Linked DNA regions of Homo sapiens: region 1 is linked to region 2. A link is a contact called in ENCODE Hi-C or POLR2A ChIA-PET data. All regions are on one chromosome and are shown on one strand. Each heading gives the region's core, a stretch centred on a gene start or an enhancer-like site at or near the end of the contact. The rest is flanking DNA. Distances are from core to core; before and after follow the strand shown.

Region 1 (6,742 bases), core at 2,193-4,692, 3.5 Mb after region 2:
CCTTGCTGGAGAAAGACCCACCGGGTTCTGTCTCTCCCTCCTCCACGTGTGGTCCTGGGTTTACTTTCTTTTTTTTTTTTGGCGGGGGGGACGTCTTGCCCCGTCGCCCAGGCTGGAGTGGTGCAGTGGCGCATTCTCACCTCACTGGAATCTCCGCCTCCCGGGTCCACGCCATTCTCCTGCCTCAGCCTCCCGAGTAGCTGGGACTACAGGCACCCGCCACCACGCCTGGCTAATTTTTTGTATTTTTAGTAGAGGCCAGGGTTTCACCGTGTTTGCCAGGATGGTCTGGATCTCCTGCCCTCGTGATCCACCTGCCTCGGCCTCCCAAAGTGCTGGGATTACAGGCGTGAGCCACCGCGCATGGCCTGTCCTGGGTTTACTTTTAAGTTTTGGTCCACCGTCGAGGGCAGGGCCACCTTGGGCACCTCCTTAACTTTCATCAGTAAGGAGGAGGTGCGCAGTAGGACCTACCTCACGGGGAGGGTGAGACTTGAATAAGTGAATTCACCTGAGGCAGGGAGACGAGGGTGATGGCTCGGGGTGTCGGGGGGTGCTGGGACCGCGTGGGTTGAACCCGGCCTCTTGGCTCATTTTGTCTCCTCACTCTCCTTCCTGGGCCTGCCTCTTCCCATTTCCCACTGGTCCAAGATCTGGCTGCGATTCTTCCCCTCCTCTCTGCCCCTTCCTTGCCTGTTGTTCTCCGTCTCCACCTGCACCGGCCCGTGCCTCTGCTCGCCGAGATCCTTTCTTCCCATGGCCGTTTCCCTTCCCGTGTCCGCCCCCTCAGTCTTGTGCCCTGCCCCTCACTTTCGTGTCCCCGCCTCCACCCCTCAGTGAAGGACGCCGACGGGGTCCTCTGCCGGTACAAGAAGATCCTGGGCACCTTCCAGAAGCTCAAGAGCATGTCGCGGGCCTTCGAGCACCACCGCGTGGACAGGAACACCGTGGCGCTGACCACGCCCATCGCCGAGCTGCTCATTGTGGCCCCCGAGAAGCTGGCCGAGGTGGGCGAGTTCGACCCCTCCAAGGAGCGCCTGCTCGAGTACTCCCGCCGCTGCTTTCTGGCCCTGGACGACGAGACGCTCAAGAAGGTGCAGGCGCTCAAGAAGAGCAAGCTGCTGCTGCCCATCACCTACCGCTTCAAGCGGTGATCGCACCACGCCTCCGCGCCTCCACCCGGGCCTTCCTCCCCCGTGGACCCCGGTGGATGACCTGCCCCTCTCCCCGCCGCGCCCCTGCCCCTCCTCCTCGCTCCCTGGGTTGGGGGCTCCCTTAGCCGGGCCCCCAAGCGCGACGGCCCCGGACCGGCCGCGGCCCCTTCCCGAACGCCGGCACCCCCTTCCGCTTGGGCTGCCCAGCCCTGTCCTCGCCGGGCCCCTTCCTCCTGGAAAACCAGGCAGGCGGGTGCCCCCCCCTCGAGTGGGGGACTGTACAGACCCCGTCTCCGCCCTGGCCCCGCGGAGGAGCTGCCCACCTGATTCCCGGACAGACCTCCCCAACTCCGCGTGAGACAGAGAATTATTCAGATAATTTAAATTAAAAAACGACGTGAAAATTTGGAATAAACTTGGCCTCAGCCTCTTCCTAGGAGGGGGACGTGCCTGGGAGGGGGCGGCCGTCGCCCCGAAGACGGTGACGGGGTTGCGGGGGCTTCCAAGGGGGTGGGTGGTCAGGCGGGAGGACGGGTAGGATACGGTGTAATTAGCCCCCCGGAGGCAGAGATGGAGAGTGAAGCAGCTGCGCCCCAGAAAACTCGGAGGCAGAGCTCGGGAAAAGAAGCGCGGACACAGCCGGGCGCGGTGGCTCACGCCTGTAATCCCAGCACTTTGGGAGGCCGAGGCAGGCGGATCACGAGTTCAGGAGATCGAGACCATCCTGGCTAACACGGTGAAACCCCGTCTCTACTAAAAATACAAAAAATTAGCCAGGTGTGGTGGCGGGCGCCTGTAGTCCCAGCTACTTGGAAGGCTGAGGCAGGAGAATCGCTTGAACCCGGCAGGCGAAGGTTCCAGTGAGCCGAGATCGCGCCACTGCACTCCAGCCTGGGCGACAGAGACTCCGTCTCAAAAAAAAAAAAAAAAAAGTAAAAAGAAGCGTGGACACTACCCGCTGGGCTACCCAGACCGGAGCGCGGCGCGAGAGGCGTGAGTCGATGACCTCTAGCGAGGGAGGCCACCTAGCGGCCAGGCCAAGTCTGGAGGATACTTCCGTTGGGCCGCCAGGGGGCAGTAACGCCAGATCATCTGTCTCCCGGAAGTAATGCCAGATGATCCGTCTGCCGCGCCTGCGCGGCGGGAAGAGCCGGAGCGCGTTGATGTGGTTGCCGAGACAACCAAGAGGGTGGCCGGATTTAACGGCTGGGGATTAAGCACTTTCACCGTTGTAAGGGAAATCTCGCGCACGCGCAATGGGGACTGAAACCTGGTCCCCGCAACCCCCTTCACGGGAGCAGTGGGAGAGCGCGCCACAGAACGACTTTTACGCAGGCGCAGAAGCCTGTTTCCCCTCACCCGCGGCTTCCACCCTGCGCAGGCGCAAAAAGCCGCGCTGGCAACCTCCGCAGCGGTCGCGCGCACCCTTCATCCCTCTTGCTGCTTTTGTCTGGCACAACCTTCTCAGGCCCTCCGCGAGGCCGGCCCTTTTTTTCTTTCACTTTCCCCACCCGGAGAGCCAGGTGCCGAGAACTAGGACCTCGTCCCCTTCTCTATCCCTTCCCCTGATCCATCTCGTCTCTGTTCTCCTTCCCTTTTCCGTTCCCGAAGCCGGAAGGAGCCGAGGTACCCACGGAAAAAGTCGAAGCTGTCCCCGGAGAGTGAGGCCTTCACGAAGCGGTGGCGGAAGGAGCCGAAGTTCTCTGATCGGAGGCGTGAGCAAGTGGCATCTCCGGAAAGAGCCGAAACACGGACTCGAGCTTAATCCCAGGAGGGGCCCGAGGGCGAGATCCGGAAATCTCCGGAAAGAGCCGAAGGCCGGGACGGTTAGGATTGTCGGAAGTGGCCGATTGCTTGGACAGGGCCGGCGGAGAAGATCGGAGCAAGTCCGTGGAAGAAGCCAAAGACTGGGACGGATTGAATTGTTGGAAGAACCCGAACTCGCAGAGGGGACTGGGCGCAGTGGCACACGAGGACACACGGAAACCTCCGAACGTTGAGGAGATAATCTCGGAAAAGTTACGGAAACCTGGGAAGTCGGCGAAACCCTACGTTCGGGTGTTTTCGGAAGCAGCCGAAGCGGCCGCCTGCTTCGCCTTCGTCCAGTATCCGGAGATAGCCGAGGCGCTTCGGAGCCAGGCTCGGGGGGAGGGGCAAGCTCGCGGGCGGGCGGGCGGGTGAGGGGGCGGAGCCCGGGCGGGGCGGGGAGGGCTGCCGGAGGCTTGATTAGGTAGGAGGTGGCGAAGCGCCGGCGGCGGCCGGAAGTAGCCGAAGCCAGCGGCGGAAGTAGCCGAAGCGGCTGGAGCGGGCGGCAAGGCGAGGCGAAAGCTGCACAGGGCCCTACGCGGCCGCCTCAGCATGTCGGACTTCGACGAGTTCGAGCGGCAGCTCAACGAGAATAAACAAGGTGAGGGCACCGGGGTCGCGGGGCGGAGGTGTGGGCGGCTCCTCGCGTCGCTCTTTGCCCCCCCGCCATTTTCTCCCTCGCTTCCCCCCACTTCACGGCCGCGCGGCGCCCCCCAACCCTGGTTCCGTGGCGCGCGCCTCGTTCACGTGACGTCCCCAGCGTTCCGCCGCGCGCTAGGCGAGGGGAAGGGGGCGGCGGGGCGCGGGCCCGTGACGCATGCGCACGGCGGCTGTCCCTGCGCCCCACGTGGTCCTGGCGGAGGTGGCGCGGGGGACGCGGCACGAGCGCGCCAGATGCCTCGACGTGAACTTTTGTTTTTTAAAATCTTTTTGGTTTCTCTGAAAAGGAGATTATGTTAGTCCCCGTAATCTCTTTTCTCCCGCTGCCTTGGCACTTCCGCTTCCGGTCGGGCCCACGGCAGCGTCTCCACGCCCCCTTTGTTTCCAAAATGGCGGTTGTGAGAACTTGGTGGGGGGGCCCCTTTCCTTCCTTCACGTGGATGAGGGCAGAGCCGTTTCGGCGGATGCTTGGAGGCCACGGGCCCCTCGCGTACCCCTTTTCCTTTTTGCTGATTTGCTCTGATCTCTCCCGCCAGGTGGTTTCTGCCCCGTCTGTTGGTAGTGGGGCGCCTCATATTAACGTGTTTGGCACATGTTGCCTAAAAGCATCTGCATTCTTTGAGTGTCCGCACGCACACATCCTGCATATGCGGGGCTTTTGGCGGTCCCGAGAATCGCGATATGGAGTGTTTGAGACAAACCTCAAATCATTTACAATCCCAATCTCAGGGCACCTGATAATACTCAGTCTCAGATCTCAATATAGAGATAAGAAAACAGGTTCTGAGGGAGGAAGAGGGATCTGGCCCACTGCGCTAAACTCTTCACTTACGGGGAAGGTGGGAGGCAGGTTCCCTTCAGGGTATCGAAAATTGTGATGGGTTAGAACAAAAAGCCTGGGGCCCTGATCTTAGGGATTCCAATAATATTAGAAGTGGGAGAGTTGTTAAGACGCTTTAAAAATCCTCCGTGTTTCAGTTTGTGAAGAAATACAGGACCAGGGAAGATTGGAGACTTGTTTCTTTTCAGGCTTCAGCTGCCCATGTTCCTAGCTCGTTCGGAGGACGAAATGAGGGCTGAGGAATTTTCCTTTGAACCCGGGCTAGAGTTGGGTAGGGGCTGTATTAGGAAACAGTGTCCTGGGGAAGCAATAACGTTTACTGAGGGTCTGACTCTGTCTTAGTTGATGGACTGCTCAAGAGCATAGGCTTTGGAGTTGAGCACATCAGGAAGTTTAGATACCTGCTTTGTCGTTTAGTAACTGCTTTTAATACGTTTATATATTTTTTTCCATTTGTAGACTGATTATTATTTTCTTGTTACCGGATTTTGAGAAGATTAAAAAGGATGATAGTAACGATAGATGTAGTTAAACTCTGAGCGCTTACCGTGTGCCAGGCTCTTCGCTAAACTCTTAGCATGTTTTACTAAGTGGATCCTTTTAACAGCCTTGTGAGGCCAAAATGATTTCCACCTCTACTGGGGAGGAAACTGAGGGCTCAGAAAAGTTAAAAACTTTCTCAGGGCTCAGCTAGTCAGAGGCAGAGCTGAGATTAAATGGGGTAACATGTAAAGTGTGTGGCATGTGGCTTTGCGTACACTGGGTGTGCAGTAAGCGATATTTGCAATTGTAAAATTCCATGCTTAGAGAGGAGGGTCTTCCGCTCACAGAGATTGTGTCAGAGTTGGGAAAGGGCAGGAAAAGGTGCTTTCCAAATGTCATTCTGCCACACAACACCTGGATGGAGTAGATACGACCCTCGTTTAAAGAGAAAACCAAGTCTTAAAGGCTAAGTTGCTTTTGCATGGTTTTTGTTGTTCATAAGCAGAAAAGCAGGTACTGATTCTGAGCTCTGGCTGCAAGGCCAAGTTCCACTCTGCTGGACCAAGTGGAGCTGATTGGGCGGTTCTTTGAGGCTCTCAGATGGTGCTTCACCGGTTCTCCCGGGGTTTCCCTTTTGGTGCTGGTAGGGCAGTCCCTGAGACCTGGCACGGCTCCTGGGTTGGCGGAGCTGCTCCCATAAGATGACCACAATACAGTGTTTTGAGCAAACGAAGCTCTCATTGTTTTTACCTGTCCAGCATCAGTGTGTGGGAGAGGGTTCTTGCCATAGGGGAAGCTCTGCCCGCGTGTCACTGCCTGTAGTCTTTGTCTCTGCGGAGGACGGGCCAGCTTCTGTACGTGTCGCCTTCTGCTTCAGTCCTTTCCTCTGCTACCTGTATCTACAGGGAATTTCCTTGTCTATATCCCAGGCACCCAGCGGGCATCATTGCTTTCTCTGCGTGGGTTCCTGTCTGCCTGCTTGCCTGTTTCAGAGCCTTAGCAGCAGAAAGGGCTCTTGGGGCTCACAGCCTGTCCATCTTATAAGCGAGGAGCTGTGCCCAGTGCCGTGCCTGTGTGCCCGCTGCTCTACACTGCTGGCCTGTCCTGCCGATTGTTCCTCCCAATTTCAGTTTTTGATTTTGGGGTTTTTGGCCTTCAAGGGGACAATTATATTGTCATTAATGGTTCTAGCCAGACCTGAGTGTTCTGCCTGATCCACATTCGAGAGTATGGCCTCGTGCTTAACTCACTGATGTCAGAGTGTTTAAATTCTGGTGTCACCATTTCCTAGCTGTTTGACCTTGGTAATTGTGATCTCTCTATACCTTAGTTTCCTTACCCATTATGTCAGCCCCCAGCAGTGTTTTTCCGAAGCAGTAGTGAGGATTAAGAACAAACAAAACAATTTAGTACAGATTCCGGTTGTAGGAAGCATCTCAATATTTGTTGCTGTTTTTTTCCCTGCTGGGTGCATATTTTTCTGAGTGTTGGTGGTTTTGGAATTGTGATGCTTTTCCAGACATTCACATTGCATCGCAAAAACGTGAGACAAAACACTGTGGGTGAGGCTGAAGTTTAACATCCTCCCTCAGTGCCCTTTCCTCCTCTTGTCCCCAGGGATGATCACTCCAGGAGATGCGTGTTAACATATATAAGCACCTTAACGTGTGCATCTGTTTTGTGTGTGTGCTTCATGGCTAGCTGAGAAATCTGGGTGTCTTTGAATTAAGGAAATGGTGTGGCGGTGCTCATGAACCCCCCCGCCCCCCCATGCTCATGGTTTATCCTCCATCTTGAA
Region 2 (5,958 bases), core at 1,378-3,877:
CTCTATGCCTCGGTTTCCTCATCCATTAAATTAGGATGATGCTGCTACTTTACATATATCATAGAGTTATTGTCAGGGTTAAATGAATTAATTTACTGAATACACTTTACTGTAGCTATTATCACTGGCATTGATCTGTATAGGTATTGATTTGTATAGGTATTGATCTGTATAGGTATTGATCTGTATAGGTATTGATCTGTATAGGTATTGATTTGTATAGGTATTTGTTAAATACTTATTAAAGTTTGCAGTTTTGTTTTGCATTTTGGAATCCATAATTTGTTTTTATTTTGTTTCTGAGATTTATAATGCCTCATTTAAGCCTCTGAAAATTCCTAGGCCCTAAGCACTTCAAAGGCCACCAGCCCAACATCCCAAGCAGCCTGACACCAAGACAGGCACGCATAGCTAAAAAGATCCCTAGCCTCAGAGACCTTGGGGCTGAGAGGAGTCCTGGGAATAGGGAGGGCTGGGACTGAAATATTCAACCCCATCCCCACTTTTATGAGCAGCAGTTTCCTAACTGCAGTGGGTAAGGGTATTTGAAATAGATGCTGGGCCGGGCACGGTGGCTCACACCTGTAATCCCAGCGCTCTGGGAAGTCCAAGTGGGCGGATCACCTGAGGTCAGGAGTTCGAGACCAAAGACAGCCAACACGGTGAAACCCCGTCTCTACTAAAAATACAAAATTAGCCGGGCGTGGTGGCTCATGCCTGTAAATTCCAGCTACTCCGGAGGCTGAGGCAGAAGAATCGCTTGAACCCGAGAGGTGGAGGTTGCAGTGAGCAGAGATTGAGCCACTGCACTTCAGCCGGGGCAACAAGAGCGAAACTCCGCCTCAAAAAAAAGGCCGGGTGCGGTGGCTCACACCTGTAATCCCAGCACTTTGGGAAGCCAAGGCAGGCAGATCACCCTGAGGTCAGGAGTTTGAGACCAGCCTGGCCCAAAGTGGTGAAACCCCGTCTCTACTAAAAATACAAAAATTAACCGGGCGTTGTGGTAGGCGCCTGTAATCCCAGGTACTCTGGAGGCTGAGACAGGATAATTGTTTGAACCCAGGAGACAGAGGCTGTAGTATGCCGAGATCGGGCCCCTGCATTCTAGCCTGGGCAACAGAGCGAGACTCCGTCTCAAAAAAAAAAAAAGAAAAAGAAAAAGAAGAAAAAAGAAATAGATGCTGTGGGTATTCAGATCTGTCAGAGTGCTAGCTCAGCCTAGCCCTTCAAGTAGCAGAATAAAGGAGGAAAGAGCATCCCAGGCCTTCCCATCCCCATTCAACTCCCTCAGTTAGAGTGGTCCTAAGATTGCGGTGGGGGGGTAGGGCTGTGTTGAAGAGGTTAAAAACAGAGATTAGTCAGATCCAATCCTGCTCCCACTCTATGGAGGAAACAAATTCGAATACATAGTCACAGCCCAGGCTCTGGGATTGAGAGACAGAGAGAGAGATTGGATTGGAGAGAGAGAGAGAGAGAGATGGGATTGGAGAGACAGAGAGATAGATGGGACTGGAGAGACAGAGAGAGGGGTTCTGTGGCTCTGGAAGCCTAGAGAACAGAGCCTGAAGACAGAGAGGAAAGGGAGTAAAGGGGAGGCATTTATGCAGAGATCTCAGAAGTGAATATGAAAGGCACCCCTAGCAGAACGCACAGCTTGGGCAAGGAGGCTTGCTGGCATGAAAACGCAAGAAGTGCTCAGGCAGCTGTAATTCTCCAGGACATCAGATAAAAGGTAAAAAACAGATGGGAGACGCGCCTAGACAGGGTATTGAATACCAGCCCGAGGGGCTTGGGTTTCATCCAAACAGCAAGGCAACTGAGCTCAACACAGTGAGACTCGGTCTCCACAAACATTTTTTTAAAAATTGGCCGGGCCTAGCGGCGCGCGCCGATAGTCCCAGCTATTTCTGCAGGCTGAGGCGAGAGGATCATTTGAGCTCGGGGAGGTCCAGGCGGCAGTGAGCCAAGATCCTGCCACTGCACTACAGTCTGGGCAACAGAGCGAGACCCTGTCTTTAAAAAAGTAAAAAAAAAAAAAAAAAAAAAAGAAAGAAAAAGAAAAAAGAGAGAAGGGCAAGTCGCTCCCTTCTCTGGGCCTTGGCATAAATCAAGCACAAATCAAAGTCTCACTCCCTCCTCCTGCCGCGCAACGGCGCGGAGAGCCAGCCAGCCAGCCAGCGGAACCACGGCCTGGTAACCCAAAACCTGCACACCCTCCAGCTCCCCACAGGACGTCACGTATTACCACCGACGCACGCGCAGAAGCCTTCCCGGGGACTCAAGAAAGGGCAGGCTTAGCCTCCTCCCCATGTCGCCCCTCATTGGCTAGAAACTACTGCTCGTCTCGGTCGTTGTTAGCAGCGACCAGGGCGGGTACAATCTTGGTCGCTAGGACACGGCTAACTTCCGCTTTCTTCCCCCTCTCCTAGGCTCAAACTAGTCAAATCTTGTTCACTCGACCAATGGCAAATCGGAAGTGGGCGGGACTTCACAAGTCCGGACCAAAGAAACGCGAGCTTAGCCCTGGGTAGCGCGGCCAATGGCCGTGGAGCAGCCCCTGTAAACTGGCTCGGGCGCCCCCACGCCCGCCCTTCCTTCTTCTCCCAGCATTGCCCCCCCCACGTTTCAGCACAGCGCTGGCCGCAGTCTGACAGGAAAGGGACGGAGCCAAGATGGCGGCGGCCGACGGCGACGACTCGCTGTACCCCATCGCGGTGCTCATAGACGAACTCCGCAATGAGGACGTTCAGGTCCGGAGGCTACGGGGGACTTGGGGAAGACGCGGAGGGGTACCTGGGGGCACGGGCGGCCCTCGCGGAGAAGACTCAGCGTTCGCTGGGAGTGGCGGAAGGGGGCGACGGCCAATCAGCGTGCGTCTCTTATCTCCCCGGTTGCCCGGACTCCTTGAGACGGCGCTCCCGATTGGGTGTCGGCCCAGTGGAGGGCGGGGGCCAGCGCTAGCCTCGAGGGTCCCGGGCCTGCCCTGTGCGCGCGGCGGTCCGCGGTCCTGGGAGGTTGTGGCCAGGGCTGGGGTCTGCGGACTGGGTCTGGGAGAGAGGAGGACTCCGTGATTGGCGGCGGCCTCTGAATGGCCTCTTGGGGATGTGGGGCGCGCATGACTTGCTCCAAGTAGGGGAGGGCCGCCGGGTGGGTCGGGACCTGGGAAGGTTTTTTTGTTTTCTGGGTTTCGACTGCTGGGCCAAGTGGGGACCGAGAGGCGAAGGCCTGCCATCCTAATTCCTGCTCTTCCTCCGCCTCTCATTTTGGTTTAGGTGTCCTAAGAGGACGGGGACGCAAAAACACCCCCCCACCAAAGGTGGGGACTAGCCAAGTTTAGGAGCGAATTAGGTTGTAGAAACCCGCCTCCCCATCTCCCCGGATCCTCCCATTGACCAGGATAGGGGTTGAGGGATTTGCTAAGCAGATGAACATTTATTTATTTCTTTTTTTTGAGACAGTCTCTGTGTCGCCCAGGCTGGGGCTGGGGAGCAGTGGCGCGATCTCGGCTCAGTGCAACCTCTGCATACCGGGTTCAAACCATCCTCGCCCCTCAGCTCCCTAATTAGCTGCGATTACCGGCGCGAGCCACCACGCCCGACTAATTTTTGTATTTTTAGCAGAGACGGGGTTTCACCATGTTGGCCAGGCTTGGTCGGGAACTCTTGACCTCAAGCGATCCACCCGCCTCGGCCTCCCAAAGTGTTGGAATTACAGGCGTGAGCCACCGCGCCCAGCCCGGATGAACATTCCTGGTTATGGGATGAGGTGACCCAAGGCTCTGAGCCGGGCTGGTGTGGGATTGAGAACAGTTAGAACTGCAAGTCCACCTCCCACCTGCTGTGTGACCTTGTGCAAATTACTTCACCGCTTTGGGTCTCTGTGTTCCATAAAATATGGGCTAATTGTAGTCCTGGTCTTGCTGGAGGGACTTGTGAGGGACTGAACGAATTATGACACAAATAAAAAGTAGAATGGTGTCAGGCCTGTTGTAAGGGCTCGATAAATATTAGCTGTAATTATTGGGAGTGGTGATTAAAGAGGTCCCATCCTCCCTTTAGGTCTGTTTTCCCATTTATAAAATTGGACAAGGTGCACTGGGTAACCTGCCAAACGTGGGTCTCGCCTCCTAGGTTCCTGGTATATCACTGTTTCTGGTGGCATACAGGTTGTGGTTGTATTCCCGGCCCTTCCACTTGTTACTGATTGACAAGGGCAAGTTAGTTAATCTCTCTAGGCCTGTTTCCTCTTCTCTTTAATGGGGTTAATTACCTAGTTCATAGGGCGGTTGTATGAATTCTTTTGTTCAGTAAATATATGCCATGTATGAGATATGATGCTGGGGATATAGTGGAGACACCAGTTGCTATACAGGATCCAGATGTGAAACAGGTCAGCAGAGCTGAATAGATGAGTGTTTGAAAAGTGATGGGAAGGAAACAAATAGGATGTAGTGGTAGCGAATCCATATTGAATTGGGCCTCTATTCTGTGCAGGGCGCTGTTCTAAGCACTGGTATATAGCAGGAACAAGACAGAAAAAACTCTAGGCCTTGGGGAGTTTATTTTGTAGTGAGGAGAGACAGACAATAAACAGAGTATACTGGGGATAAGCATTAGGGAGACAAATAAAAATAAGAGAGATGGGGTATATATAGGGCATGCAGTTTTAAAGTGTGGTCAGGGGAGGCCTTGTTGAGATCCTGTTTGAGAACACGCCTGAAAGCAGAGGGCACAGCAAGTACAAAGTGGGGTGGGGCAGATCCATTTTAAGAAGGCCAATCAGGCAAGGCCCCTCTGAGGATGCAGAGTTTGAGAAGAGATTGAAAGAAGGTGGGGGAGAGCCTCCCAGGAAGAGGGAACAGATATGTAATGGCCTTTTTTTTTTTTTCTTCTTTTTTTGAGACGGAGTCTTGTTGCTCTGTTTCCCAGGCTGGAGTGCACTGACGCGATCTTTGCTCACTGCAACCTCCACCTCCCGGGTTCAAGCAATTCTCCTGCCTCAGCCTCTTGAGTAGCTGGGACTACAGACGCAGGCCACCACGCCTGGCTGATTTTTGTGTGTGTGTTTTTAGAAGAGACTGGGTTTCCCGGTGTTGGCCAGGCTGGTCTCAGACTCCTGATCTCAGGTGATCCTCCTGCCTCGGCCTCCGAAAGTGCTGGAATTACAGGCGTGAGCCACTATGCCCGGCCAGTTTTTTGTTTTTTTTAACTCCAGGATCACTTCCTTCAGCTATCTATCCTCCCATCTTTTCATTCATCCATCCATCCACTAACCAGCAGACATTTGTAGGGAGATGTCTTTGTGCCAGGATCAGAGCTAGGCAGCTTACCGGTTTATTCTAAAGAATATTGCAAAGGATACAGATGAAGACACATGCAGGGTGAGGTGTGGGGGAAGTTGTGTGGAGCTTCCATGCCCTCCCTAGGCATTCCACCCCCCAGGAACCGCGAGGTGTTCATCTGTCTGGAAGCTCCTATGGCTGCTTTTGTGCTACAGCCCAGAGTTGCATGGTTGTAACAGAGATGGCCGCAAAGCTTCAAATATTTGCTGTCTAACCCTTTGCAGGGAAAAAATTGCTGACCTCTGACTTAAACCATCTGCGTAACAAATTATTGGGTGCTTGCTCTATGTTAGGTACAGTACAGAGGAATATCACTGACGATCTTACTGAATTCTCACAATCACTCTTTGAAGTAGGTCCTGTCCTTGTCCACATTTTCCAGATGAGGAAACTGAAGCACCATAAATAACATGGCCAAAGCTGTGCAGCTGAGAAATGAAGGAGCCAGGAAAGGAAGTAGGACCTAAGGGTGGAATAGAATCTGGGGTGGGACACACGGTTGCTGATTATATTCATATGCCAGACATTTTAATTGTGTCTGAGACAGTTCAGGATACTAGAAGGAACATGGGACATGAAATCCTGTAGTCTTGATTTATTTGTTCAGCAAATATTTA

What was found. A loop is a pair of places that touch in the nucleus more often than their neighbours do. ChIA-PET counts read pairs that join two places held with the same protein, here RNA polymerase II (POLR2A). Pooled maps may share reads with other maps.
Region 1: a loop to region 2 is called in a map of CD4-positive, alpha-beta memory T cell, with 15 times the contacts of the local background. The contact joins the promoter of U2AF2 here to the promoter of PPP2R1A in region 2. A Hi-C loop is called at or near these places in 1 of 168 maps with a recorded cell type or tissue (CD4-positive, alpha-beta memory T cell) and 7 of 50 pooled maps. POLR2A ChIA-PET finds 5 or more read pairs at or near these places in 1 of 52 experiments (B cell).

The regions. Positions count from the first base shown.
Region 1 is chr19:55,651,593-55,658,334 of GRCh38, forward strand. It overlaps U2AF2 (U2 small nuclear RNA auxiliary factor 2), which reads left to right and starts at 3,443. Exons shown (of 12, transcript NM_007279.3): 1 at 3,443-3,561. The coding sequence starts at 3,513. It overlaps CCDC106 (coiled-coil domain containing 106), which reads left to right. Exons shown (of 5, transcript NM_001370470.1): 5 at 838-1,569. The coding sequence ends at 1,154. RefSeq lists enhancers at 2,569-3,238, 4,189-4,268 and silencers at 3,289-3,338, 3,429-3,478, 3,689-3,828.
Region 2 is chr19:52,187,425-52,193,382 of GRCh38, forward strand. PPP2R1A (protein phosphatase 2 scaffold subunit Aalpha) reads left to right here and starts at 2,628. Exons shown (of 15, transcript NM_014225.6): 1 at 2,628-2,750. The coding sequence starts at 2,673. RefSeq lists enhancers at 1,218-2,185, 1,834-1,963, 1,994-2,043, 2,054-2,273, 2,186-3,153 and 3 more.